7 separate regions of the Homo sapiens genome follow, and regions 1, 2, 4, 5, 6 and 7 are each linked to region 3. A link is a loop called in an ENCODE intact Hi-C map of the cell type or tissue named here. Cell type or tissue: A673. All regions are shown on one strand. Region 1 has its middle 47 kb from the start of LINC00951. Region 2 has its middle 190 kb from the start of UNC5CL. Region 3 overlaps KIF6 (kinesin family member 6). Region 4 overlaps UNC5CL (unc-5 family C-terminal like). Region 5 overlaps LOC102723789 (a long non-coding RNA gene). Region 6 overlaps DAAM2 (dishevelled associated activator of morphogenesis 2). Region 7 holds the start of LRFN2 (leucine rich repeat and fibronectin type III domain containing 2).

Evidence for each region. A loop is a pair of places that touch in the nucleus more often than their neighbours do. Peaks named below come from ENCODE experiments on the same cell type or tissue, not always from the same donor. Only the 100,000 strongest peaks of a DNase experiment are listed, where the experiment ranks them.
Region 1: a loop joins it to region 3, with 7 times the contacts of the local background. A loop is called at or near these places in 57 of 110 quality-filtered maps.
Region 2: a loop joins it to region 3, with 7 times the contacts of the local background. A loop is called at or near these places in 3 of 110 quality-filtered maps.
Region 4: a loop joins it to region 3, with 5 times the contacts of the local background. A loop is called at or near these places in 18 of 110 quality-filtered maps.
Region 5: a loop joins it to region 3, with 4 times the contacts of the local background. A loop is called at or near these places in 5 of 110 quality-filtered maps.
Region 6: it touches region 3 in a loop (7-fold over the local background); 82 of 110 quality-filtered maps call a loop at or near these places.
Region 7: a loop joins it to region 3, with 6 times the contacts of the local background. A loop is called at or near these places in 4 of 110 quality-filtered maps.

Annotation. Positions count from the first base shown.
Region 1 is chr6:40,306,763-40,310,762 of GRCh38, reverse strand. No RefSeq gene overlaps it. Among named protein-coding and RNA genes, the nearest start is that of LINC00951, 47 kb to the left of the region's middle. RefSeq lists enhancers at 1,605-2,171, 2,172-2,739. In A673, a CTCF peak has its summit at 1,879 (motif pointing right); a DNase peak (open chromatin) is centred at 1,912.
Region 2 is chr6:40,843,848-40,847,847 of GRCh38, reverse strand. No RefSeq gene overlaps it. Among named protein-coding and RNA genes, the nearest start is that of UNC5CL, 190 kb to the left of the region's middle. In A673, CTCF peaks have their summits at 2,019 (motif pointing right) and 3,436; DNase peaks (open chromatin) are centred at 2,047 and 3,417; H3K27ac peaks cover 561 bases.
Region 3 is chr6:39,361,127-39,365,126 of GRCh38, reverse strand. KIF6 (kinesin family member 6) reads left to right here. Exons shown (of 23, transcript NM_145027.6): 17 at 2,609-2,693. All of the region lies in intron 2 of LOC107986594 (a long non-coding RNA gene), which reads right to left. Among named protein-coding and RNA genes, the nearest start is that of KCNK16, 40 kb to the right of the region's middle. In A673, CTCF peaks have their summits at 2,477, 2,743 and 2,961 (motif pointing left); DNase peaks (open chromatin) are centred at 2,396 and 2,926; H3K27ac peaks cover 1,028 bases.
Region 4 is chr6:41,026,548-41,030,547 of GRCh38, reverse strand. UNC5CL (unc-5 family C-terminal like) reads left to right here. Exons shown (of 9, transcript NM_173561.3): 8 at 47-160; 9 at 1,953-3,653. The coding sequence ends at 2,175. Among named protein-coding and RNA genes, the nearest start is that of UNC5CL, 11 kb to the left of the region's middle. RefSeq lists a silencer at 2,250-2,359 and enhancers at 2,500-2,699, 2,770-2,839. In A673, CTCF peaks have their summits at 2,193 and 2,395 (motif pointing right); a DNase peak (open chromatin) is centred at 2,377.
Region 5 is chr6:39,979,693-39,983,692 of GRCh38, reverse strand. LOC102723789 (a long non-coding RNA gene) reads right to left here. Exons shown (of 6, transcript XR_001744112.1): 6 at 3,352-3,601. Among named protein-coding and RNA genes, the nearest start is that of MOCS1, 47 kb to the right of the region's middle. In A673, a CTCF peak has its summit at 2,436 (motif pointing left); a DNase peak (open chromatin) is centred at 2,432.
Region 6 is chr6:39,890,832-39,894,831 of GRCh38, reverse strand. It overlaps DAAM2 (dishevelled associated activator of morphogenesis 2), which reads right to left. Exons shown (of 25, transcript NM_001201427.2): 18 at 3,385-3,491; 19 at 3,110-3,198. It overlaps DAAM2-AS1 (DAAM2 antisense RNA 1), which reads left to right. Exons shown (of 4, transcript NR_125831.1): 2 at 3,069-3,209; 3 at 3,453-3,526. Among named protein-coding and RNA genes, the nearest start is that of DAAM2-AS1, 4.5 kb to the left of the region's middle. In A673, a CTCF peak has its summit at 2,122 (motif pointing right); a DNase peak (open chromatin) is centred at 2,121.
Region 7 is chr6:40,585,837-40,589,836 of GRCh38, reverse strand. LRFN2 (leucine rich repeat and fibronectin type III domain containing 2) reads left to right here and starts at 2,473. Exons shown (of 3, transcript NM_020737.3): 1 at 2,473-2,896. RefSeq lists silencers at 2,041-2,110, 2,201-2,300. In A673, CTCF peaks have their summits at 1,774 (motif pointing right) and 2,138; DNase peaks (open chromatin) are centred at 1,826, 2,246 and 2,736; H3K4me3 peaks cover 2,479 bases; H3K27ac peaks cover 2,253 bases.

The DNA.
Region 1 (4,000 bases), 950 kb before region 3:
TCCTGACCAGGAGGATTGAAACAAATCTTGATCCACTGATCTTGACTCCTGACCAGGAGGATTGAAACCAATCTGGATCCACTGATCTTGATTCCTGACCAGAAGGATTGAAACCAATCTTGATGCACTGATCTTGATTCCTGACCAGAAGGATTGAAATCGATCTTGATCCGCTGATCTTGACTCCTGACCAGGAGAATTGAAACAAATCTTGATCCACTGATCTTGATTCCTGACCAGGAGGATTGAAACCGATCTTGATCCACTGATCTTAATTCCTGACCAGGAGGATTGAAACCGATTTTGCATTTGTTATCCAAGCCATGTCCTGTGAGATGCTCCTTGGATAAGTGGTTCCAAATTCAGATAGGTTTGGGAAATGTTGTGCCCTGCATATACCCCTCCCCACTGGGGGCTGCCATGCACATGGTCATTTTAAAGAGTCTAAGAAGTCCTGATAGAAAAAATTCTGCTTTGCTGAACCCAGTGTTTTCTGAAATTTCTCACCATGGAAACTTTATTTTATGTGTATTTTTCTTTATTTGTTTCACCCATTAGCATCATTGGGACCATCTCTGGAAAACACAGGGGTGGCATAAATCACATGTGCAAAGTTGTGCCATCTCTCTGAACTCATTTCTCATCTAAAAATGAGGATAATCAATGCCCACCTTGCAGGGTGCCATGAAGATCAGAGGTAGTGAACACAAAACACCCAGCCCAGGGCCTGGCAATCAGTGGGAGGGCAACATGCATGGACACTGGGATGAGGCAGGGAGGACGCAGATGCAAGGAATGACACCATGGGATGCAGATGCTAAAGGCGAGGACCAAGGGCAGGGTCTTGACCACCAAGGGCAAGACCACCACAGGCCGGTGGGGGCCAAACCAGCAGATTTGAGACCTGGAGTCTGATATAGTTTGGATGTGTGTCCCCTCCAAATCTCATGTTGAAAAGTGATGGGACCTAGTGGGAGGTGTTTGGGTCATAGGGGAGGATCCATTATGAATGGCTTGGTGTCATCCTTGCAGTAATGAATGAGTTCCCACTTTATTAGTTCACTCCAAGAGCTGGTTGTCAAAAGGAGGCTGGCACCTCCTCCCCTCTGTCTTGCTCCCTCTCTCTCCATGTGACACACCTGCTCCTCCTTTGCCTTCTGCCATGAGTAAAAGCTTCCTGAGACCTCACCAGAAGCTGAGCAGATGCCTGTGCCATTCTTGTACAGCCTGCAGAACCATGAGCTAAATAAATCTCCTTTATTTATAAATTACCAAGCTTCAGGTGTTCCTTTAGTAATGCAAAACAGACTAACACAGGGTCCTTACATCTCCCAGACGAGCATGGGGATTGTTCCCAGTATTACAGGCAAACTCAGTCTGCGGGAGAGGGATCTGTGGCCTTGCCAGGAGCTGGGAGGACTGCTGGGCACAGGGAGAGATTGAGGAGTCATTTACCAACCCCTTCACTTCACAAATATTTATTGAACACTTGCTAACTGTGAGGTAATCCTAGCTACACAGGATACATCAGTGAAAAAAAACACAGCTCCTGCTTTCCTGGAGCTTACACGAACAACAAATAAGCAAACTAATAATATTTTAGATGATAAGTGCTACAAAAAATAAGGCAGGGTTAAGGAGAGTGGTGGTGCTATTTTACACAGGGTGGTCAGGGAAAAGCCCTTTTGAGGAGGTGATGTGAGCAGAAAGTGGCAAGAGGTAAGTGATTACACTCATGACCCATCATCATTATCATCACATCATCACCATTATCATCACATCATCACCATCACCATCATCATCAAACCTCCTCCATCATCCCTTGGAGTAAGTGCCTCTCAGGACAGGCTTTCCCAGGGTGTAGTTCCAACAATGACCACGAGGTGGAGGAGTGACTCTAACCCCGTCCAGGGGCTGGGCGTTGGTTGACTATCTCAAGCCCCCAGCCCTAGATCCTGTCAAGGTTGAGAGTCGTCTCAGGCCATCTGCAGCCATAGGAATCCCATGTAGTTGGGTTGCCAGCTTGACTGTGTGCGGGGGCTTTGGCTCTTTGCCACCAGTGAGGTGCGAGGAAGGGGAGGGAGAGCCACAAGGAACATCTGGAGAAGCCGAGCCAGGGAAGGGCACACAGCCCCCTGCACAGGGTCCAGGGGTCCTGGGGCTGCGGTGGGCGTGGCCACCAAGAGAGCGGCTCCAGGCCAGGCTTGTTCTGTCGGTGACTGAAGGGTCTTTAAGGCATTCTTCTGCCTTCAGCTACGGGAAGCAGGTGAGGAAGCAGAATTGGAGAAGGAGTGAGGGGGTTGAATAGCCAGGCTGGAGTGAGGAACAGCCTATCTTCGTGTGTTTTACGCCTTGCTGGCACTCCTATAAATTTGTCTTAATGTTGGGAGAGGGCAGCTGTGAGCCTGCTGCCTGCCCCCTCTGGAGAGAAGGGGACCCTCTCGGGCTGCCGCCCCTGTTATCCCCTGGAAGCTGGCTACAGGACCAGCGTCCAGGAGATAACAGCCCAGACCCCCTGTTTGGGGTCTTTTCTGAAAAGGGCCAAGCCTGGCTTGCTCTGCTTCGCAGCCTCATCTTGAAGATTGATTATCTTCCCTGGCTCCTTCCAGCAAGGCGGAATGGTGGGGTTTCTAATTTCGCTGGCGTTTTGCTCCTTGATATCATGTGAACAGATGCTGTAAGGTTTTCTCTGAAGACTCTTAGGTAGGGAGGGAGGGAGAGCCTCCTGGTGAGGTTCTTTGACTCTGTCCGGGAGGAGGAAATCCATTTCTCATTGCTCTGTGATTTCACACTAATCTGCGAATGCATGCACTGATGACTTAGGGTGTGGTTCTACCCCTGCCCCGACTTTCCTCTTCTGCAAATGGGGTGAATAATGCTTACCTTGTGGAGTCATCTGCATGACTCAGTAGCTTAGCACTTGTAACACAGCACCTGGGACCAAATCAGGGCTCTATAAATCGTAACTACTTTCATGTGTAGGAAGTGCAGGTCCTTCTTCATACGTCTATAATATTGTGTATTCCACAGAACAATCCCATTTGGTGCCTTTCTTTTTTCTTATTTTATTAATTTTTTTCACGTAAAATATCTGAAAACAATCTTCATCACAACAGAGCCAAGCACTGTATCAATACTGGAAGGAAAATAGGAATGTCTCACCCCCTCATAAACACACAGACACACACACACACACACACCCTAGAGTTAACTACTGGTATAAGTTTGGTATTTATCTTTCCAGACTTTTGTTTCACCAATACAGTTCTTGGGGCTGTAAAGCTTAGTTCCATGTCAGTGAGCATTAGGTGGAGATAACCCTCTGAAGAAGCTTATTGGGGAGTGTGTAGACACAACTCTTTCTCTTGGCACCACTTAGTTCCATATCAACCTCAATGTGTGAATTGCAAATGAGCTTTACTTTAAAAGGCCCTCAAAGTGGCTTGGCAACACTTTATAAAACATTGGTATTAATTCCTAGAAGGTCAAAGAGGCGTACGTGTGTGATTCTCTAACTCACTTTTCTACTGAATGACTGTGGCCTCCATTCCCAGTTCGGATTAGGGGATGTGGCTGCAGAGCCACTGAACATGATTTGCTTCCTGCCAAACAGAGAGGATGTGCTGGCTGCATGCAGGTGGAGTCAACCCCGAGTGCTGGGTTTTGAGCTCTGTGTGAGCAGGGAAGAAAGTGCCCTGTAAACTCTAGGGACTAGAGTCCTGGCCACAGAATCACAGAAGTGGGCCCTCCATCCCCTCTCCACTTGCCACCTTCACTTTCCTCAAGCCTCCCAGGGGCTGGAAGCACAGCACATGCTGAGCATGCCCTGTTGAGCGTCTGTAGGGCGTTCTTCACCAGGCTGCATGACTCATGTACACTCTCTCACACGTCTCTCATGTGCATCTCATGCCAGCTTGAGGAGGTGGGTACCATGATTAATATTCGCCTTTCATGGATGGAGAAACCGAGCTTGGAGAAGCAATGTGTTTACCCAGGAACT
Region 2 (4,000 bases), 1.5 Mb before region 3:
GTCGGAATTTTGCGCAAAGCTTTCGGAAGCAGCCCTTGTGACATGCAGTTGGAAAGGAGAAATATTAAGTGGTAGAGAGACAATTTTAATCCCATAGCTCAAATTCCCCCTGTCTCAATCAGAAGTAAGAGAGCTGGGTAACCACAGGATCTTAGCACTTGGCTCATTCCAAATTTCTGGAATTCTTTTCCTTATCAATCCCTTTTCTGATCAAATCTTCACCCACTAAAAATATGGTCATAAATAATGGTGCTGGTCTCTTTAAGATTTGCACACTGGGAGGGAGTACGAGTGGGAAGGATGGAGGATGATAAGAGAAGGAGGAGAGTAAGAAAGTTTTCTTTTTTATTATACTTTAAGTCCTGGGGTACATGTGCAGAATGTGCAGGTTTGTTACATAGGTATACACTTGCCGTGGTGTTTTGCTGCACCCATAAACTCATCATCTACATTAGGTATTTCTCCTAACGCTCTCCCTCCCCTAGCCCTCCACCCCCCGACAGGCCCCAGTGTGTGATGTTCCCTTCCCTGTGTCCAAGTGATCTCATTGTTCAATTCCCACCTATGAGTGAGAATATGCGGGGTTTGGTTTTCTGTCCTCGTGATAGTTTGCTGAGAATAATGATTTCCAGCTTCATCTATGTCCCTGCAAAGGACATGAACTCATCATTTTTTATGGCTGCATAGTATTCCATGGCATATATGTGCCACATTTTCTTTATCCAGTCTATCACTGATGGGCATCTTGGTAGGTTCCAAGTCTTTGCTATTGTAAATAGTGCTGCAATAAACATACATGCACATGTGTCTTTATAGTAGAATGATTTATAATACCATTATATACCATTTAAATACCATTTGACCCAGCAATCCTATAACTGGGTATATACCCAAAGGAAGTTATTATATAAGTGGAGCCTCTGTGATGCCAAGCACTGGAGGGCAACTTTCAGAGGTGACTTTATTCAGTGGCTTAATGAATGGTATTTTCTTCCATTTCTTCCATTTTCTCTTATTATGTAATAGCTAGAAGCCTACCAATGAATTGAGAGAGGTAGCAATAACTCTAAAAGCCACTTTTGGCTCTCTTTAGATGGTACAAAAATGATGTCAAGGCATTTACAAAAATGTTTTTTTTGGCCTAATCTCAATTTTAATGGGATTAGGACATAATAACAAACTAGTTCTGAGAAAGCACCTTCACCTGAAGCTAAAATATTGCAATTCTAGAATGTAGCTTTTGGAAGAATGAATATTTAGATGTCATTTTCATCCTCCAAGGTACATGCAATCGGTGTAAGTACTGCCTAGAATGCCTCTCCTCTGCCTCCCCAATTATGTCCACTGAATTTTGCGGAACTCTGGAGAGAACATTTGGAGTTGGAGGGCTCTGGCAAAGGTCTGAAGTGCAAGCAATGGATACTGAAAAAGGGATGCATCTGTTAGGCATGTAGGCGGCTAGCATGGCATCTTGGTATGATAGTTAGGACCCTGGTTAACTTGCAGGCTTTCCTAAGTCTGCCTGGAGTTGGATTCTGACAAAGGATGCATTAGTAGTAAGAGTAGCTAACACTGACTAGGCACTTACTATGAGTGTCAGACATATCTGTATGTTATGTGACTACATCCTTAACCCAAGATGAGTGAGTTAATTAACTTACCTAGACCACGCAGCCACTAATTAGCCAAATCCAACCCAGCAATGATGTCTTATAGATACCCAAGATCAAGCTGTTGACCAGTTTCCCCAGGACTCAGTGAGAACAGAGAGGTGCTCATCTGGGAAGGCTGGAGAGAGAAAGAGGAGGTGCACCAAGTGGCCATAACACCCAAATATATGAACCAGGTGAGGCGATGAGAAAGTTATCTACTCACTGGGCGATACTGGCATGCTTACTACAGGAAGGAGGCTGTTGGGAAGGCAGAGCCATTTGGAAGCTGACTATTCAAGAGACCTCAGAGACCATGCTGAGGCATTTAGACAGAAACCAGTGAGGAGAAAAGTTGAGAGCTGAGCTGGGAGTGGAAATGGCTGACCACAAGGAGGCGCAGAAGACACAAAATTTGTAACTTACAGGTCTCCTGGACCTCAGCCTCCCTTCTCCCACAGGCACCCTCTAGTAGGACGGTCTCCTCTCTCCCTCCTCTCCCACCACATCCATGTCCAAAGCCTCCTGCCAGAAACTACCTTATCTTCTTAATATGCAGTCTAAGCTTGACTCTTTCCCCTAAAAACTTCCTAGACTTTCACATCATCTTTCTTTGATCTACTTAATACCTAGTGTGTCTGTTCACTGCAAGACAGTCCCTGCTGGGACCAGACCAGGGCCCTCCCTACTCCCTATACATTAAGACGTCTCTCCATGGAGAAAGATCAGAGCCCTCTCTGTTGCTGTGCACACCCAAGATATCTGCCTTTAACTCAGCAAGACAAAGGCCCACACCAACTCCTCCATAAATCCACCACAGTTACCACCTTGAAAGTTCTGCCACCACAGGGACTCACACTGAAGTTGAATTTTGTAGGTCAGTGATTTCTGATTTTATTTTTATAACCATCAATTTCCACATGAAAAAATGTAGCAGTTTTCTTTTTCCTTTCATTATCTGCTTTTTTCTCTCAGGTGCTTATTGCCTTGGCTTCTGTTATAATGAACCCTTCCTTCCCCCACCTGCTTTCCCAAATCCTCCCTCCGTTGTCAAAATCTCCTACTTTTTAAGCTTTCATGGAAACTTTGCCCCTGATATACCACAGCCCTCCAAGCCCAGGCTGGGCTGTGCTCTCCCAGAGATGCTGAGAGAACTGCAGCAATTACTCATCCAAACTCCACTGGGATTCCCACAGACTCTCATCCTCCTTCCTTCAGTACCCTAGGCCAATCCTTCCACTGTACCCTTCCTCACTTCTTCCTCTGCAATCTTGCTCCATTAACCCAGCTTCCTTGATAGCTTTAACATCCCCTTTCCATATTCCCACCCTCAGCCTACAGACATTGCTCATTTTTCTCAAAAACCACCTTTGAGCCTCCTCTTGAAGTTACCAACATTTTTATTCTCAAACTTGGTGCTCGCTGCTTAGCTTCCACTTGTCTTTATTCTACTGTATCTCAGTACAATCTAGCTTTCAGTCCCTAATAACTCCATAAAACCATCCTTGCTACGGTCATCAATAATATCCTAATGGTAAAATCCAATCAATTCTCATAGTCCCCAGTGCTCACTCTGCTTTATTTTATCTATTGGCCACTCTTCTTTTTTGCAAACTCTGGCTTTGTTGGCACCATATAATCATGGTATTATATACTTTGTTATTTCTCTGTGATCTCTTCTTTTATGATCTTAGGCCTTAGGGACTCAAGGAATTTTTAAACATCTGTTATGTAGCAGTGCATTGTGCAGTCATAAACGGTGCTGGTGCTAGCTCCTCCTGCTGTTCTCCATTTCCTGTGAGGCTTGTAGGCATACTCTTTTCCTGTCTTCCCTACCAGCCTGGTAGTATGGGCCTTCACTTGTGAAATGAAGGAAAGTTAAAGGGAGATGAGAAAGGACAAGAGAGAGATAGATGTAAATAACTCTTTTTGTCAGCCTTCAATTGTCTCTCAAGGTGGGGAGAAATATATACGTTGGTAAAATACTCAAAATATTGTCAGTTCTTCAGATGCTATGAACCTTTGAGTAACAAAGTCTACCAAATGACTTAGGACAGCATGAAAATATTCCCTGAAAATAATTTTGAGAAGGGGTAGTGGTAACAGAAGATCTGAGGCCAGCCCGTTTTTCCCCAAGCCTGCTCCATGACCCCCTTCCAGTCCTCCTTTTCCAGCCAGAGGATCTCCTGAGCCAAGGTTCCATTCTCTGGATTCCCCAATCATTTCACATGATCTTGTATTTCACATGGCCCATCTCATAATGCCTCTGTCTCTTCTGCCTCCTTTGAGTTTCCATACACAAAAAGTCTATCAGAAACAACTCTCACCACTGACAATGATTTTTAGTGACT
Region 3 (4,000 bases):
AACAAATGGGTAAGGGAGTCAAAGGGGAAGAATAATGGCGTGACAGAATAAGGACCTCTCAGCAGACTAGGCTGCCAATAAATGTGAAGTGTTGCCTTTGGGATCAAAAGGACAATCACACTGAAACAGGACGCATTTTAACAATCACTTATTTTTAAAAAATGCAAGTTTTAAAACTGACCACAAGCTTAATAGGGGCCAACCACGACAGAGCTGCTAAAAATCATAAGCAGTGTTGGGGAGGCTGTCTGGTAGAAACATTTAGCTCCTTGGAATCAGAAAAAAACAAATGGGTTCACATCCCAGCTCTGCTATTTAGTAGCTATGTAACCTTGAGTTATCCATGGCCCTCTCTGAGACCAAGAATCTAGCTGAAAGAAGATGGCAATGCCATCCTTGAAGGGTTATTTTGAGAATTAGCAATAGGGTACATGGAGGACCTAGCCCAGTGCCTAGTAGAATTTGGCAGAACTTAGAACATAGAAAGTCCCCAGTAAATGGTCATTGTTAGTAATTCACCTACTACAAAAATATAGAGCTTAAATTTTTAAAAGGTAAGAGGAGCCCTACTCTACTCTATACCTTTCAGACCCATGGAAGTATTATGTCAAGACCTAGCCTTCACACTTAAGATAAATGGGAAAGTAACCAGGTCACTGAGACTTCAGGTGAGGGATTGAGCAGGAGTCAGTCTAAGAAAAAAAAGGGGGCTGGGCGCGGTGGCTCACACCTGTAATCCCAACACTTTAGGAGGCCGAGGTGGGTGGATCATGAGGTCAAGAGATCGAGACCATCCTGGCCAACATGGTGAAACCCCATCTCTACTAAAAATACAAAAATTAGCTGGGCGTGGTGGTGTGCACCATACCACTACCACACCACCCTGGGATGGACTACATCCCAGCTACTCAGGAGGCTGAGGCAGGAGAATCGCTTGAACCTGGGAGGCAGAGGTTGCAGTCAGTGGAGATCGCGCTGCTGCACTCTAGCCTGGTGACAGTGCGAGACTCCATCTCAAAAAAAAAAAAAAGTTCCAGACACATGTGATATTTTGATGTTGTTGTTCAGATATTTAAGGGACCATCAGATTAAGAAGAAAGATATGCTACACTGCTCCAAAGAGCCAAAGTAGAGGTGAAAAGAAGTTAGCGGGAAATGTCTTGGCTCAAAAGTAGGAGGAAACAGAGCTGTCCGCCATGAAATGCACTACCCTGCAAAGTAGTGAGCTCCTCATCCCTGCAAGTATTTGAGCAGAAAGCAGATGACCCTCTGTCAGAAATGTTATACGAGGGATTTTTGAATCCAAGTTTCCTGAAGTTAGCCACATAACTTGGGCAGTTTACCCTCTTTGAACCTCAATATCCTTATCTGTAAAATGGGCATAATAACACTTACCACAAATAAATGCTATAAGGATTCAGTCTGAGCATGTCTGGAAGCACATGGACTGTAGCAGAGTCTTCCCTACATAGAGTAAAAAGCAGGGCTGTACGACTTCTAGGATGTTGTCTGTGGAGCTCAGAAAAGCAGGGCAACCACGAAGAGACTCCTAGAAGAATAAAAAGTCCCCACACTCTGGGCTAGGAGACAGCCAGCTTCAGATGAGCACACTAGCCAGAGCAGGCAACCAGGCACCAGTGGCAGTCATGTGGGGGAAGACAGAGGTCGGCATCAGCAGGGACGCAGACACACGCAGCAGCTGATCCCTGCTGACGTGCTCAGCCCTCCCCTGGGCCTCATGATGGTCCCATCGCCAAGGCTTGGGCTCATCCCTGGTTGTGAATTAACATGGCCTGCGTTCATCAGGCTTGAGAACCACTGCTGCAGAGGGAGTGAAAAACAGGAGACACGATTCTGAGGCTGGAAATTAAGCACCTCCACTTGTGCAGAGAAAGATGTCAGATGGTTTAGAGAGGTTTCCTTTTTTTGTGAAGGGCTTTTGTTTTTGTTTATCTGTTTGTTTTTGTTTGTTTGTTTGAGATGGAGTTTCTCTCTTGTTGCCCAAGCTGGAGTGCAATGGCATGATCTCGGCTCACTGCAACCTCCGCCTCCCATGTTCAAGCAATTCTCCTGCCTCAGCCTCCCGAGTAGCTGGGATTATAGGCGCCCGCCACCACGCCCAGCTAATTTTTGTATTTTTAGTAGAGACGGGGTTTGACCATGTTGGCCAGGCCAGTCTCGAACTCCTAACCTCAGGTGATCCTCCTGCCTCGGCTTCCCAAAGTGCTGGGATTACAAGCGTGAGCCACTGTGCCTGGCCCTGAAGGGCTCTTTATCAGAGGATGGGGAAATGCTATTTTGCGTCTTCCCTGGAAACTCAACAGGAAATGAATGAGCTCAATAGTAAAAGGATTAGTAGACACAGAGGAAGATTCCCTTCCAGTGACAGATGTTGGCAGTGGGAGGGACAGCAGAGGGACAATAACCCTGGAAGCTGCTCCTCTCAGGGCTTTCAGCTGAGCAGAGGTTGCCACCAAGAGGCCCCAGAAGGAACTCACAGAGGCTCCTTTCTTCTTGGGGTGCCCTTGAACTCTGTCATCTGCCCAAATATCACACTCTTCCTTTTACCCTTCTTTCTCACCATCCCATTGGCACCTTCCTTCTACAGGAATCTCGGAAAACATGGCCGTGCCTCTGATGCCAGACCAGCAGGAGGAGAAGCTGCGATCACAACTGGAGGAAGAAAAGAGAAGGTGCCCTTCCTTTTAGCCACACACAGTCCGAGCCCAGCCTCCCAGGGTCTCAGTGTCGTCCTGGAGCTTCCCAGGGCTGCAGCTACTCAGGGATGTGGGTCCAGCAGCTGGATCCTAGAACAGCAGGAGGAGGAGGGGCTGCCTTTGAGCAGGCAGGTGTGAAAGGCAGGACCCCAGGCAGTGTGAGGTTAGAATGCAGAACAAGCCAAGCCAGGCCCGGGAAGCAGCTGGGCTTGTCCACTGCTGCCACCTACGGGAGCCAAGAAATATGACCACGGTGGTTTTCCGCGTGCCTATGGCTGAAGTCCACTTCCCTCCGAGTCCTGAGAACGTCATACTCTCACGCAGCCGCAGGCATTTGGGGTCTCCAAACGACTTCACTTACAGAGTGAGGAGCCTCAAGCATAAACAGGCATGTAGCCATTCCTGATATACAGCATGGTCACCGAATCTTGCTCCACATGCTGATCAAGCTGCATCCACTCATTCATTGATGCATTTAGCACATGTGTGCTATCTCCTCCATGCCATGGGTAGGCTCTGGAGAGACTACAGTCATCTTCCCTGCCTCAAGGAGCTGGTGGTGTCACTGCAGCACACTCCCTGCCCCACCCCAACCCCCAGCTGACCTGGCATGCACCACCGCCCCTGCCCCCCGACGCACACCCAGGAGATCAAAGCCCCAGGCGCTGGTCTTCAGGTCGCTCCTGGCAGATGTGCAGGTGTCTTCCTACAGAAGTCTACCTGAGCACACACGCTGCTGTCGCTCTCCACTCCCTTGGGGCCCTCGCCAGTCGTCCACCTTCTCCCTCGCTCTGTTCATTTTCCTTAGTTTCTTTCCAACACCCCCCGCTTTTTTTTTTTTTTTTTTTTTTGAGATGGAGCCTCACTTTGTTTCCCAGGCTGCAGTGCAGTGGTGTGATCTTGGCTCACTGCAAACTCCATCTCCCGGGTTCAAGCAGTTCTCGTGCCTCAGCCTCTTGAGTAGCTGGGATTACAGCCACGCACCACAACACCCAGCTAATTGTGTATTTTTAGTAGAAACACGGTTTCACCATGTAGGCTCAGGTTGGTCTCAAACTCCTGACCTCAGGTGATCCACCCGCCTCAGCCTCCCAAAGTGCTGGGATTACAGGTGTGAACCACCACACCCAGCCTCCAACCCATTCTTCTTGTGTCTCTACTCCATCTTCATCTTGTCCCCTTGGCCCACATTTCCAATCTCAGTGTCACCTTAGAGGCCAACTTATCTCTTCGGCCTGGCTATTGGACTGTTTCCTATTGGACAATTTCTGATTCATTATAGC
Region 4 (4,000 bases), 1.7 Mb before region 3:
GTCTGTTTGTCCCTTTCTTCCAAGAACACCCTTTTCCCTGCCTAAGGCTGCCCCCAGAGCTCTTTGAGCAGCTGCGGATGTTATTGGAGCCAAACAGCATCACCGGCAATGACTGGCGCAGACTGGCCTCCCACCTGGGGCTTTGCGGCATGAAGATCCGGTAGGAAGAGGGGTGAGGTCTGTGGATGGTAGAGGAGGGTGGGCTGGAATGGGGTTCCTCAGGACACTCTGGAGACTGGATCACAGGCAAGGGAGTGACTTAAAAGTCAGAGAATGGCTACTGTCCACCCTATTTCCCATAAAAGGGCAGCTCTATTAATCACTGTATCATCAGTACCTAGAATGATGCCTGGTGCATAGTAGGTGCTCAATTAACATTTAACAGTGAATCCATTAACATGGAAGTTATTTGGTACATGTTGAGTGCTTGCCATGCTATGCCCTGAGGAGGAGCAAGACAGATTATAGGATAATGTGTGTAAAGCATGTAGCTGGGTGCCTGACACTTGTTAATTCAATAAATGTTATCAATAATGGTGACAGTGCAGTCATGATCCCTGTCAAGGAACTCAGAAAGCAGGAGAATACTGAGCTAAGCTCCAGAAACTACACTATGAGTGCAGCGGTCAGGGAAGACTTTATCCTGGTGATGGGGCTAGAGCTGGACCCTGAAAACAGGGTGGATTTTTATTTATTATTATTATCATTATTTGAGACGGAGTCTTGCTCTGTCGCCCAGGCTGGAGTGCAATGGCGCAATCTTGGCTCACTGCAACCTCCATCTCCCGGGTTCAAGTAATTCTCCTGCCTCAGCCTCCCGAGTAGCTGGGATTACAGGCACACGCCACCATGTCCAGCTAATTTTTTATTTTTAGTACAGACGGGGTTTCACCAGGTTGGCCAGGCTGGTCTGCAAACTACAGGGTGGATTTTTAAATCATTCATTTAAACATTTATCAAGTACCTATTATGCCCTGGAAACTGTGCTAAGCACTATGATACAAGATGAATGAGGCATGGTCCCGGCGCCTAGGAGCGCACACACTAGTAAAGGGTTCAGAGAGCTTGAAAAATAAAGGCAAGTGTTCCTTGTGCCTTCCTGTAAGAATCCAGTATTGTATAACACATTGAAGAGAGACAGAAAACAGCTGAAGCAAGAATAATAATGAACTGCGGGCGTTATGACCAGAAGTCTGAACTGAGGGATGCAGAATGTTCTCTTCCACCTGGGAGGGGTGAACTAGAAAGGGCTTCAGGGAGGAAGTGATGGGGAAGAGATCAGCCATTTTGTTTTGGGGAGTAGCAGAGGTGGCTGTGGGTGTAGTGTGTGCAAGGCGAGAAAGAGAGAGGCCTGAGCTAAGGGGGTTCAGGATGGGAGAAAGGAGAGAAAGCATAAAGACAGGGCAAGGCCAGGTGCTGGATGAGCCAGAAAGGCTCATGGAGCGTGGGCTGGTTAGGAGGTGAGAGACTCTGGAAGGTTTTAGTGGACGGGAGAGTCGTGATAAAAAGCCATGGTTTACAGCAACTGTTTCCTTAGTAGTGAGCAGGATGTTGTGGCCTAGGAGAGAGGGAGGAAGGAGGGAGTTAGGAGGCTAGGGGGAGGCTAGGGGTGTATTTGGAGTGGGGGAGGTAGAGAAGGCAATTACAGAACATCAGAACTGTAGCAAACTTAGAGGTCCTCTTGTCTAAGCCCTCATCTTAATAAGAGGAAACTGAAGCCTAGAGAGGAGTAGGGGTCAGAGTTGGCCTCCAAGCCAGGACAATCTCAAGTTTCAAAGCCCTGGGGCTTCCCACCTCCTGTGCCCTGGAAGGCAGGCAAGAGCAGGACAAGGACAAAAGCTACAGGATGGGGAAGGGACGGACCTTGCGCTGCGCAGCCCAGGGAGCCTGCAGCAGGGGGGGAGCCCCTCCCTGCTCCTACACCCTTCTCTTCCTCCCCTACCTCGGGCCAGGTTCCTGTCCTGCCAGCGCAGCCCCGCAGCGGCCATCCTGGAGTTGTTTGAGGAGCAGAACGGCAGCCTGCAGGAGCTGCACTACCTCATGACCGTCATGGAGCGGCTAGACTGCGCCTCCGCCATCCAGAACTACCTGAGTGGGACACACGGCGGCAGCCCAGGCCCCGAGCGCGGGGGCGCCCGGGATAACCAGGGCCTGGAGCTGGACGAGAAGCTCTGAGCGCCCAGCGGGCAGGGCCGGAGGAGGTGTAGGGGCGAGAGGGGTTGTTCTCCTACGCCTAAGAGGAACACAGCAGCTGTTCCTGGCTGTGCCCACCACCCTTCCCAGAACCCTCGGACGGTGCCAGGGCCGCCCGCGTCCTCGCCAGCCTCCCAGCAGCAGGCGCGCCCTTCCGGCCGCGAGCTGTCCCGCGTGCGGGTCCCCTCCTGGCCGGCAGAGGGCGCAGGAGCCCAGGAGATGGCCTCAGCGTGGCCAGCCTGCCAAACTGACCAGGGGACGGCCACGGTCCCCGCGTGCACTTTAGGGCCGGTCAGGCCCTAAAGTATTCACTGAGCACTTAGGAAGACCGGGCATTGGGCTGGTGTCATGAAGAATACTGGAATATAGGAGGTAGGGTCTGGAGCCCTGACAAGCACACAGTTCTTTTGCAGGAGTCAAGATGTGCTCATAGGAGCCAAGGGCAAACTCGAAAACAGCCCTGCCCTGTGGTTAGGGGAGGTGGGTGTGGCTTTAGGAGTTGAGAGGGGAAGAGCTGAGTGCGGGCTGGAGCAGCGAGAATGCTTCACGGAGGATGTTGGGGAGAGAGGATTTGATTTGCCGAGTGGTTTGGAGATCTTTAGGGGCGGGTAGGGGAAGAGGGTGGCTGGACTTAAGGTAGGAGCCGAAAGTGGGCATGGGAGCCCATCCCCGTGGGTGTGAGGCCGGGGTAGGACCAGGCTTCCCGGCTAGGCACGCCTGGCTGGCTGCCTCTGCCTCTACTAACTTCCTTTGTCTCTTTATCCTCCTGCTTAGGCCGTGTCTTCCTCTCTCTCTGCCATTTTCTCTATCAGAAAACATTAAAGCTGAGTAGAAACTTCAAGATGATCATTCTGGCCCAGCCCTTTTATCTCTTTATCTCCAATGGTGTGCGTTTTAAGTTTCTCTGACTTGGTTTTTCTGTCCCTGTCTCCCACAGTTGTTCCCGCTCTGCACCTGTGTTTCAGTTACTCTCTCTCTCTGTCTTAGATCTTTTTGTTTCTGCCTAGTCTCTGTGCCCTGTCTTTGTGTGTTTCTTTCTCTGCCTGAAACCCTCCCTCTTTTCCCTTCAGGCATATGTCTCTAAACCAATGTTATGTATCAAAGACTGTTGAAAGAGACAGGGCTACTCTAGGAATGGATGGGTGGGGATATTTTCCCCATGGATCAAGATCCAGTTTAGGGTTGGGAAATAAAGGATAGGGATAAAAGAGGCACCCCATTCAGTCAGCAGATACTTATTCAGCACCTACTATGTGTTTGATACTGTATACAAAAGACATGAATGGGCTGGGTCCTGAACAGAGAATAAAGGGTTTGACTCCATTCTGGAAATTCTTTTGTTTGCAAACAGGTGTTGTTAATTTGTTCAAAGGCAGGCAAACAATCTCTCTGGCAACACAATTTTCTTCTGTATTTAATTAAAAAATATTAAAGCTTTTTTTCTATGATGAATGATAAAATATGAAAATTGCCTTCCTTTGTTACTAACTATATTTTGCTCAGATTGGCAAATTTGGATGTGAGTATGAATGATTTTATTTGGTAAAATTGTACCTATGGGGATGGGTTGGAGGGAAGCATTTTGTAGATTGTGCTTCCAGTATGAAAATTACCTGGGTCCCGCATGGTAAGTCAGGGAGGTTCCCTTCCTTTTCTGTTAGATGCAAGCCTTCAGAAGCAGGCCTTTCCATCCCTTCCCTGTTCCCCTATCCCCACCAGTCCTCTCCTACCCTTCTCATCTGTCCTCCTTACCCCATCGGGTGCTGCCAGTCACGCCAGATTAGTGCCCCGGACTTTTCCCCCTTCA
Region 5 (4,000 bases), 620 kb before region 3:
ACACTGAGTATTCTATGTGTGCTACTTTAGGTACCCACTGTTCTAGTGAACCAGGTTTATCCATGGCAGGCAACAATTTGAGTTAAGAAATAAAATTGAGGGGTCAATATCTGACTATGAGCTTGGGCCAAATGTGTTGGTTTATCCATTTCAGAAGCTTCTAGACTAGAGCCAACAGAAGAACTGCCCATTTCTCTGGGCTCAGGAATTTATAAAAGTCAGTGGTACTAGGAAGCAGCCTTAAGTGTTTACCTTGAAGGGAGGAACTTGCCCAAGTGAAGGAGCAGGTCTCATTCCTGGTTGACTATAGCCTTGAGTGAGGACAATAAACCTGAGCTCACAGTTCTGATAAAACACAAAGCAAGTAAATGTTGATGAGGAAACACTTCCACCACTCCCACCAACCAACCCTCTCCATCTTAATTTCTACTCAACACACAAGGAAGACCTGTTGCATCTAAAGATATTGCTGAGATGTTGGTTGGGTCTCATTTACTAGTTGATGAAGGACTAGGCCTATAAGAGGGTCCTGATTCAGCGCACTCATTCTGTCAACTGGAATGAGAGCTCTAGGAAGTTTTTCATGATCTTTATTATTTGAGTGTCTTCATCAAATTCCTTCCTGCTTGCAGTTTGAAGCTCAGCTCTCTTTAGCTAAGTATCTTGGTTTCTAATCCATGGCCTTTGAGTGTGGAGGGTAGGTAGCAATCTGTGCCAAAACCTCAAACCCCAGCCTTGTGTTTAATTCAGAGCTCTGTATTGAAGGTTACATGTCACTGACTGCTGTGGTTTGAATATATCCCTCAAAGTTCATGTGTTGGAAACTTAATCACCAATGCAACAGTGTTGGGAGGTGGGGTATAAACAGAGGTGACTAGGTCCTCAGGGCTTTTCCCTCATGAATAAACTAATTCCATTATCAGAGTGAGTTTCTGATAAAATGATGAGTTCTGCCCTCTTCTCTTCCTCTCTTTCCATGTGATGCCTTCTGGCATGGTATGTAACAAGGAGACCCTCATCAAATGCAAACCCTCAATCTTGGACTTCCCAGCCTCTAGAACTATAAGAAATGAGTTTCTTTTCCTAGTTACCTAATCCATAGTATTCTTTTATGGCAATACAAAATGGACTAAGACACTGATCTGTCAAGTAATAAAGAGACACTTTGAGTTCTGACTTCATTTTTTATAAATGTCTCTTTGGGGAGCAGAAGACTAGACATCCACTATTCTTTACCCAGTGAAAAGAAAAACTTTTTCTTTTGGTAAGAGCACTTTCCTTTTGAAAAACTCTATTCTGACTTTAATCATGCAGTTTGAGTGAGATTGTCAATCACACTCTATAGGGTGGGCAAGTGGCCCAAGATAAGCCAATCAGAGCAACAGTAATGATTGGCCCTGCTTTGAGCATATGCTCATCTTTTGCCAGTGTCAGTCCTTGTTAAACTGAATTCTGGTTGTAAAGAGCCTTTACCTTTCCTGTAGTGAAGTTGGTAAGAGATGAGCATAAAGCAGCCAGGACCCCATCTCCCACCAGAGAGAGTCAGTCTTTCACAAGAAAGAAAGAATTTGACATTCAAAGCAATAGAAAAATCGGTGAGAATGTTCCAGAAAATATAACTGTCACTCATCCAGTCTTTCCCAGCTGTACCCATGCCCTCCCTGAGGCCAAAAACATTTCCTTTTTGTCTAGGGTAGACTTAATTGGATTTCTGTCACAAGCAACAGAGTCCTGACTGATTTAGTAGAGAAGATGTGTGGTGGTTCTGGGTCCCTGGCCATCATACAACCTCTGACCTAAATCCTTCACAGTACAGATTAGGTAAAGGAATGCCACAAAGTCAACGGTGATCAAATCTCCATAAATAGGTCAGGTGATGCTTCCCAAAGAAGCAATACCTATTAAAGGCATAGGTTTTCAGAACCCAAAAAGCATCATGGGAGAATTTAAGGAGCTTCAAGTAACAGACTAGTAAAAGTAAGGAAATTCTGCAGCAGGAAAATGTCTCACAAGCCATGTTACGGCATTTCAACTTTATCTCACAGGCGATGGGGAGCCACAGGGTTTACCGTCTAAGACCCTTAACCTCTCTATTCCATCAAAACAACTAATAGGTCTTAGACTGGCACTTCTTGTTTTCAGTGGTAGAAGTAGAGATTAGAAGTTAAAAATAACTGGAAGCAGAATCTGAGCTCATTGCCTTGTCCTTAGAAGTCTGAGGCAAGGGAGGATGGGACAGTGCTATTCCTTGGTGATCTTGAACCAAGTTACTGCCTCCCTGACCACCAACCCTACCCCTTACTCCCCACCCCCATCTTCTTATCTGTGACAGTGGCATTTCCCATTCAGCCCTTAAAAAAAAAAAAAAAAAAAAAAAAAAATTGGTTCATTGAGAAACCTTTGCTGACTCATGTACTAACCAACACTTCCACCTAGTGGGAACCTTTGGAAATCATCTCACAGGATCAACACCCCTCTTCCCCGCCACCCACTGCACAGCTTCTATAAAAGACAGAAATGTCCCATTCTCTGCTTGGTCTCTCAGTGACTGTCTCTTTGACCCCAGTCTTCCACTGCCATGCACATGAACATAGTTCCCTACATGGGAATAAGGCTTTGTAACCTGCAAGCAGTGCTCACATATCAGCCTCTGTGGCCTTCATCTAAAACAGTACATCCGTGCTTCCTGGCTCTGTTCGTCATCTTGGTATAAACATAGGATGGCAATAGTGTCCAAACATGGCATTCCTCTGGATCTTTCACTGTCTATTTTGAGTGGCCTTCAGCCCCCTCATATTCCTCCCTAGTGATTTTAGAAATTGTCAGTGCCAGTTGACAACTCCAGTCATCTGGGTGACTGTAATGTATGCCATGTTTATTTTTTTATCAACTATATGTTCACTCACTGGAATGATGTGTTCTTTTGGCATTCATCTCTAAATATTACAGCTCCTTGCTTAATGAGATACCAAAGCCCATGTAAGATACTGGGGACATTGTTATCTATGCTGAAAAGGCCACCATCACCAGATGTCCTCTAGTGTCTGAGCTACTAGTGTCATTGTCAAGGGTATTGGCTATTACCATTACCAGGACATCATCCCCACCCCCTGCCCCTACCGTCTCCCCTCACTATCAGCAGTTGTCATCAACTGGCTCTCTTACATATTCAATGTTCTATGAAGACAAAAGTTTTCTGCTCTACAGTCCAAAGGCTGATGAAATATTTCTATTGGAGAAAATCATCCCTACTTCTAATTCTACTTATTTCTATACCCCAACTTCTATCCACTTTTTTCAAACCTAGGGTCAGAAGAACAATATTTCTATTGCAACTTTGGATGAAGTTCCACCAAAGTGAGTTGTGCTTCTTCTCTTTTCCAGTGCTTAATTCTGAGACATGGCCAGGTTTGAGGCTGGGTAGGAGAAAAACAACTAGAGAGCCAAGTCTCACTGCTTTGTTCCTCACTTTGAGAAAAGGGCAGATGATTCAGGATCCTCTGATCTGGACTCCAGGCATCATTCTTGATGGATTTCTAGACCCAGGAATTGCCTTGGACATCATCCACTTGCTGTATGCTATGTTCAGCCTGGAACAGAACTGAGGGAGGAGGATGGGAGGGGAAGGAAGAGTGGGCAGAAGGGAGAAAGAGATAGAAACAAAAAGAATACAGTGAAAACTCCATGAAAAAGTAGAAAGTGTCCATATTTTTCAGGTCACTTGGTGGACATGACTTCCTGTCTTTCGTGTAATATGGAATCAAAATTATTGAAATAGACTGATTTGGTCTCCTTTTAATTGTCAGGAGTGAAAGAGTAAAGGGATGTGTTTGTTTTGCTTTGGGTCTATTTTTGGTCATGAATTTTGCAAGATTGCCAAAGATTATGTTTATTCTCTTGTTGGCTGAAGATTTCACCCTGTTTTTCTGAGAGGCTGGGCTTGTCTTTTCCACCCATCTCCTGGGAAAGAACGTAAAAAAAGAGGGAGTTGAATGGCTTC
Region 6 (4,000 bases), 530 kb before region 3:
GCCTAGGCAACATGGTGAAACCCTGTCTCTACAAAAATACAAAAATTAGCCAGGCTGGTGGCATGTGCCTGTAGTGCCAGCTACTTGGGAGGCTGAGATGGGAGGATACCTTGAGCCCAGGAGGCAGAGGTTGCAGTGAGCCAAGATCACACCACTGCACTCCAGCCTGGGTGACAGGGCAGGACCCTGTCTCAAAAAGAAAATAGGTAAAAATTTAAAAAATAAAGTTCAAAACCGATAAAACTAAACTAGCAGTCAAGATGGGTTTGACCTTTAGAGAGGAGGGAGGGGGGTAAAGTTTGGGAGGGGGACATGAAGAAGGCTCTGGGGGGTTGGAAGCTGTATTTCTTGACCTGGGTGTTGATTACACATGTGGTTCCCTTTTTTAATTCTTCAAGTAGGACTCTTATGATTTGTGTACTTTTCTATATGCATGTTATGTTTCAAAAATAGTTTATTTAAAAAGAATACTTGGGAAAGTTTCTGGCAATTTATATTGGTTGGGATGTTTTTTCTAAGGTTTATATGCTATTTGGAAAATCTGCAAAGGAATCCTCCTAAAAATGCTAAAATGTTGGCAAAACAGAAAATGACAAGAGTTCAAAGGAAATCAGTGTAAATGGGAAAACGCCCAGATGCAGTTCTGACATTTTAGATATATTCACAAGAATAATATATTCATGAATATATTCATAAGAATATTACATTTGCAACCATATTCATCTTGACTATATTCGGTGAATGTATTTATAATAAGAATCGGTAAATGTGGTATATTCAGCAATATATTCATAAGAAGAATATATTCAAGAATTGTAAGTTCATGAATATATTCATAGAAGAACTGGTAAATTTGTCAAATTTGGTGAACTAGCTTTTGGCAAATGGACTCAGAGCCCCTGCTGGGGATAGGAGGGCAGGTGTCAACAGCTCATCACACCTAGCTGGGATAGGCTAAATCTTAGCTCTTCCAGGAATACTTCCTGGGAGAACTGGAAGGAAGAATAAGAATCCCATCTTTGCACAATCCTCTTTTCTCCACTTATAGTCACACACACTGATCTGATTCTATAATACACAACTTTAGGCATATCTTTCCTATCTAGCTCTTAGAGGAAAGAGACTTATGTCTGGTCTATACAAGGACAGCAGCCATTGCTATACAGAGCAATTATTATAGAGCAGAGCTATAGAAGAGTAGCTTTCCCCAGCAGATCTTGCTATCCCAAACACATCTTACTCGGCTTAGCTTGATATCAAATGGAGACTCTTTCCTGAATATCCACTGACTAATTCTTTTTTTTTTTCTTTTTTGAGATGGAGTCATGCTCTGTTGCCCAGGCTGGAGTGCAGTGGTTCCATGTCGGCTCACTGCCAGCTCCGCCTCCTGGGTTCATGCCATTCTCCTGCCTCAGCCTCCTGAATAGCTGGGACTACAGGTGCCCACCTCCATGCCCGGCTAATTTTTTTGTATTTTTTAGTAGACACGAGGTTTCACCGTGTTAGCCAGAGTGGTCTCAATCTCCTGACCTTGTGATCCGCCCGCCTTGGCCTCCCAAAGTGCTGGGATTATAGGCATCAGCCACCGCACCCAGCCTCCACTGACTAATTCTTAGGCTCCTGGGAGCAGGAAACTGTCTGAGATTAAACCTTTCTGATGGCTAAGCTACTCTGGTTCCAAATCTCCAAATGGCAATTGCTCACATTTGTTCCACTGACCCAAGACATACAAATAGTTGTGCACACATGTCTTGGGCTGAACCCCTTACTTGTGCTGCATGCTCCAAAGGCAGTCTGCAGCAGGATGAAAGAAAGTTGTGAAGAAGATAAGGATTCACCCATCACCAGGGCAGGAGATATGGCCAGACCTTAGAAATAGAGAGTCACTGCTGCTCTCTTTCCCTCTTGATTGATTATCTATGCTTACCACCTGCAGGTCCCTTGCTGTGTGTGTGTGTAGTGTGAGGGGGAACAAGATCTGATTACAGAAAATGTCTGCCTTAGCTCTGCATGCTCCACCCTATCCATAGACTATCCCTGAAGCATCTCAATGGATTTCAGGAAGGGTTGCTCTCTGGACTGGGCATCTCAGGGAGTACTGACTGGCCCTGGTGTCCAGCAGGGGGTGCCCATGCTCTGTTCTGCCCCCAGCCTGGTAACCTCAACATCCTGGAAACAGGCTTTCTTGCTCCACTCTGCTGACCCTGTCCTCCCCACAAATGAGCCTCCCAGCCTCTCCTGCTTATTGCCTCCTGGGTCCACATGTCTCTGCCCACCGTCCTGACCTCCTGCCTCTCCCAACAACTCCACGCCCCTCCCTGCTGTGCCATCAGCACAGGCAGCCCCTGGGGAGTACTAGGGGACAAGAGGGAAGGGACTGATTTTGAAGATCAGCATCTGCATTCCTACCCTGGTTCCACCACTCACCAGTGTCACAGCCTCGGGACATTAACACAGCCCTACTTTAGAAAGGAGAGAATGGAGCCACATGGAAATTAATAATAGCACCCACCCGTGCGATTGCTGTGATGACCAAATGAGGACCAACCAAGCAGAGTGCTTCACACAGTGCTTGGCGCATGGTTCTCATTGAACTACAAATTTCTCATCTGGAAATGGCCTGTATTGGAAGTGTTCCTGACTCAGAAAATCAGATGCCTTTAGAAATCAGCTTGTGCAATTTCCTACTTTCTGAATGGCTCACACTTAAACTAACGTGCCCAGAAGTCTTCTATGAGCCTAGTACCTCTTAAGTAGAGTAAAGACTGATGAGCTCAGTCCCAGCCAGGCACTGTTGTAGGTGTGGCTATTATTATCTTTTCTACCTTTCCATCCCATGCTGGGGCAGATGTCAACAGACGCCCCACCTTGGAGAGCTTGCATGCTGAGGCATAAGGAACATGTCACAAGGTTGGCGCATGTGCTAATATAAGCAAGTGCATATTTTTATAATAATCATCATTTTAGATTTTGTCTTTGACTTTTTGTTTTTGTTTTTGGGTTGAGAATAAGAAAGGGGTTTCCCTCTGCCCCTATTCACTGGCTCCCACCCACCCTGCCTTTCTCAGATAACTCTCCACTCTAAGCCTCCTGCAACCCTCAGCCCTACCTTCCACTTTGGGCTTTGCCTCAGCCAGCCGCTCCTGGAATTTCTTCTTGAAGAAGAGGGCTTGCAGTCGCTGCTGGTAGTGGTCAATCCTGTAGACAAGGTGAACCATATCTTGAGGTATCCCACCCCTATCCTGGCCAGCCCCAGCTCCCGGAGCCAGCTCCAGTCTCCTCTCAAGCCTGCCCACCTCCATCCCCTTCCTCTTGGCAGAGCCCCACCTGCCCCACCTGCCAGAACCCCACCTGCTTGAATCCCCACCATGCCCATGGCCCAACCTGCTCATTTCATAGAGGAAGCGGTCAGCACGGGCCATCCGCTCAATTTCATGCTTGTGCTCCTCCAGGAGGTCAATGTCACTCTTCTCTGGGATGAACTTGAGGAGCTGCAAAGAGCAGGCGCAAGTCACACAAGCAACTGGTGAGCAGCAGACATGGGGTACAGGGTGTGAGAAGCTGTACTGACTTGGGTCAAGATGGGGAGGGTGCCTTGAAAGAGGGAGGCACCCTCATGTGGACAGATTTCTTTCATCTGCCTGAAGGGGATGACAGGGCACACAGCTCTGAAATTCTTTTTTCTTTTTTAAAATTGAGATGTAACTGATATACAGTATTTCTTTCTTTTTTTTTTTTTTTAATAGGGTCTCACTCTGTCAATCAGGCTAGAATGCAGTGGTATGATCATAGCTCACTGCAGCCGTGACCTCCTGGGCTGAAGCAATACTCCCACCTCAGGTCCTGAGTAGCTGGGAATATAGGCATGTAGCACATACTGGGTTAATTTTTTTTATTTTTTTATTTTGTAAGACTGGACCTCACTACGTAGCCCTGGCTGGTCTTTACCTCCCGAGCTCAAGCAGTCCTCTCACTTCAGCCTCCAAAAGTGCTGAGATTA
Region 7 (4,000 bases), 1.2 Mb before region 3:
CTTTCACCTTTTCATGATCCAAGTGTGGATTATCTTCTGGGGATTTTCATGGTAAACGGTGACTGTAGATTGGTGTTCTCTTGGCCTCTCAAGATGTATGTGGTCCCCATCCTGCTCCATCTGTCAAGGTTGCTTGGGGGTTCCCAGAGCTGGAAAGGCTCTTAGCAAATGCACAGTCCAAACCCTTTGAGGAAAAGGGACTTGTCACATTGCTTGTTAATACAAAGCCATGGTGAGCATCCAGGCCACCTGTGCCCCAGCACAGTACTCAGGTTATGTTGGGGCAAATGTAATTAGAAAAATAAACCAGTAATTCTCAGAATTACCAATGACCCAGGTCTTGGCTCTTCATGGAATATCCATGTTTCTGACTTGAGAAAACTTCTTGATGGAGTATTGGGTTCACTCTAGAGCAGAGATTGATCCATCCTTCCTATATCCCTCATTCACATCATTCTAATGCTTTTCTGGTTTCTAAAAGCAGCTCCATTTCTACTCTGGTGCCAGCTTGGTCCTATCCCTGCCACTCCGTTCTGGTTGTCTCATGGGTGACTGAGGGTTAGGGGAGATAACCTAGCCCACTGCCCCCAACCCTTGGGAGAATTCAAAGGCTTGAGCCCAGGCTGTGGTTCTTCCTAAGCCTTTCTTCCTGGGAGCTCCCGCCAATAGTAGGCAAGCCCTCAGGTAAGCAAAGAGTAAGGCAGTTTCCCTGCTGTTCTCCCCTCCTTCTTCCCTTCCCCTTCCTCTTCCCTACTTGCCCTCCCCAGTTTCTACTCCACACCTCCTTTTACTCACCTCTTCCTTCCTCATTACTTTCCTTCTCATGACTCTTCCCTACCTCTATCCCTCACTCCCTGCTCCTGAGTTAGATCCCTTCTCTCCAAGGCCCACCCCATATACCTTGAGTTTCATCTTGGCCATGCCCCTCCCCCACCAGGCTTTCCAGAATTCCTGCAGGGAGAGGCTTGTCTTCAAGGATATGCAGCATGCCAGTTTGGCAGTTTCCCGGGGTGCACATGTGGAGGGTGCACACATGAGGACCAGCTGCCTCGGCTTCTGCAGTTATGCATGTGTGTAGAGAGGACACAGGGTCGTATGTTACAGATGTATCCAGCCGAGCCAATCCTGGGCTGCAGAGACACATCCACATGCAACATGTGCCTCCCTGTGGGTAACCGGGACAGGTGCACGGGATGTGTTAGCCACCAGGAGAGAAGAGAAGGACTGCAACATTGACATTCTTCCTGCCCCTGGATTTACCAGCTGGAGTACCAACAGGAATCTCAAAATTTCATTTCCTTTAGAAGGAAGGAAATGCCTCTTGGGGAGTCCAGTAAGGCAGAGGACGGTCCTACCTTTCTGGTAACTAGTTGTTTATAGTGAACCGAGAGGATAACCAAAGACGAGACCTTGGCCAGACCTGGGTGTTCTGACTGTGAGCTCACAGTCTGCTTTGAGTAGGGTCTCCGCTACCTACCACATGCCTTGGACAAGTCACTTTACTCTTTTGGGCCTCAGTTTCCTTATACATCAAATGAGGGTTGCTGAGAAGATCAAACAAGTGAAGAGTTGTAAAGATGCTGTGCAAACACTTGGCGCCACTGCACCCTTCACTGATTCTTGTAATAATCATGAAAAGTCAAAGTGCGTGTGTGTGCGTGCACGGGGCGCTCGTTATTCATAGGTCCCTTACCAGGATTCGAGAATCTGAACTGGGCCCCAGGACTGGGTGGGCGCGATCGCCCCAGCCCCCACTCCCAGCCTAGGGCCGGCGCGGTCGGGTTTTCCTCCAGCAGGCGGCGGGCTGACGGCTGCAGGGCGCGCTAGGCACGTGAGGTGGCAGCGCCGTCGCCAGCTGCAGAGGTGCAGCCCTGGCCGCCCGGCTCGCCTTCCGCAGGGGCTGCCCGTGCCGCTGGACCGCGGAGACCGCCCTCCCGGTTCCGGGGCTCGCGGCCTGCCCACCTCCCTCCGCGACTGCGGCCCCAGCCCACTCCCGCCCCACCGTGCGTCCCCGCGCCACCCCTGCCAGGACCGTGAATCCCTCTGGTTTCCGCGGCGGTGTTGGTCGTCTCGGAAGCGGGTGCGCTCGGCAGCGGGCAGGGCAGCGGGCGCAGAGGCTGCCTTCGGCTCCTGCAGCTCCGCGGTTCGCCACTGGGGGCTGCCGCGCCGGAGAGCTCGGCGGGGACGGTGCGCACGGCCGCCGGGTTCCTGGGCGCCTCTGGCCGCTGGGTTTTCTCCACTGCTGGCCCTGCGCTGTCTCCGCAGCCCGCCCGACTCCCTCCCAGATTGGAGCGTGTGATCCGTGTGTGTGTGTGTGTGCGTGTGTGTGTGTGTGTGTGTGTGGAGCGGAGAGAGAAACCGGGTACGCGCGTATGCGCGCGCGCGTGGGGGGCAGTGTGCATGCGGGGAGTACGGGGGAGTGTGTTTGTGTGTGCGTGTGGGTGTGAGTGCCTGGCTCCCTCTCGCTGAGACACACATACACTCACACATACACAACCCGGCAGGCTCGTCTGAACTTGAAGACACCCCACATTCCAAGATGCCCGAGGTTCCTGGGAATGCCTGGGGTTCTTCGATCCGGAAAATCCTACCGGCATCCTCCTAGGGAGGGATTATTATTATTATTTTTCTTTAATCTGGAAGAGAAGAGAACAAGTTGTGCTTTTCCCCCCTTCTTCTTGCTAAATGCCATGGATATAACTGAATAAGCGGCTCAGGGCTTTCCCCGCGTGGACGTCCGAGGCCACCATCTGCCTGCATTCGCCGGAGCCGCCGGAGGGTTTAGCTCGAGTCTGTCTCGGGCGGGGAAGGATGCGTGGCCGAGCCGGGGAGCCCGGGCGCCCCGCGGAGCCGGCCTCGGTGCCACCCAGCCGGGGGTAGATGCTGCCTCGCCCAGGTGAGTGGTCGCCGGCGCTGCGTCTTTGCGATCCCGGGTGTCCGCGGGAGCTCGGCGCGGGGCTGAACGCACCCGAGGGAACCGGGAACTTTGCATCCCTTTCTTTTTCTCTTGAAGACTCCCCGCATCCTAGGTGCTCATGCGGACACCCCCTTCTCTTTTCGCCCATCCTTATCGCGAGAGATTTCCTTTCCTTTCTTTAGTCTTTATTTCCTACAGTGGGGGTGAAACTCTGGCGGGGAGCGGGGAGAGCCGGGTCCATGTGAGACTGGAGAGCCGGATGGAGAGACGGGGAGCCACGGGTGGATGGAACCGTTGAAAACAGCAGGAGAACTTTGCCGCCAGACCACTCTGTTGCATCTCCGCACATGCAAGGCCTGGCTAGAGCCATTGCTGGGGGCTAGGTGGGGGCGCCGGGGACTCCCTGAGCTCTGTGGACTGGGTGGGGTGGGGTAAAGCCAAGTGCGGAAGGGTTGATGCAGAGCGGATGGGAGGAAGGAAGGCATGGTTGCAGTTTGTGGGGGCAGGTAGGGCAGGTTCAGGGACCCTATGCTGGCCTCAGGCAGAAAGCAGATCAGGGGGATTGTGTGTGTGTGCAGCTTGGGGCATCAGAATGGCATGATGAAGCAATATGGAAAGTGGCATTAGCCATGCCTGGGTTCCTAGGTCTCTGTCTCCCACCCAGCCCTGCCCTGGTTCTAAGGTTGGCCTGGGCAGGGAGGAGGGAGAGCAGTAGACCGTTCCGAGGTGGACAGTGCCTTACTTTGCACAGACCTTCTGAGGGAGGTGTCCTACTCGTCTTCCCATCAGCCCGGTACAAAGGACAGAGACAGAGAGTTCTAGGGAGATAGAGCCTCTGAAAACCAGAGCAGGAGGGAGAAGAGAGCCTGAGTGGAGACCGCAGAGGGACTGAGCCAGACTGTTGCCAAATGCACCCGGCGACAGCAGACAGCTGCAGACGGACAGACACCTGCAGGGACAGGGAACATGTCAGAGCCTGCACTCTTGAGTTGGAGTTACAGGCATGGCTATAGATGATGACCCCCTCCCCTGGCCACAATGGAGTGTGTGTGTGTGTGTGTGTGTGTACGCGTGTGTGTGTGT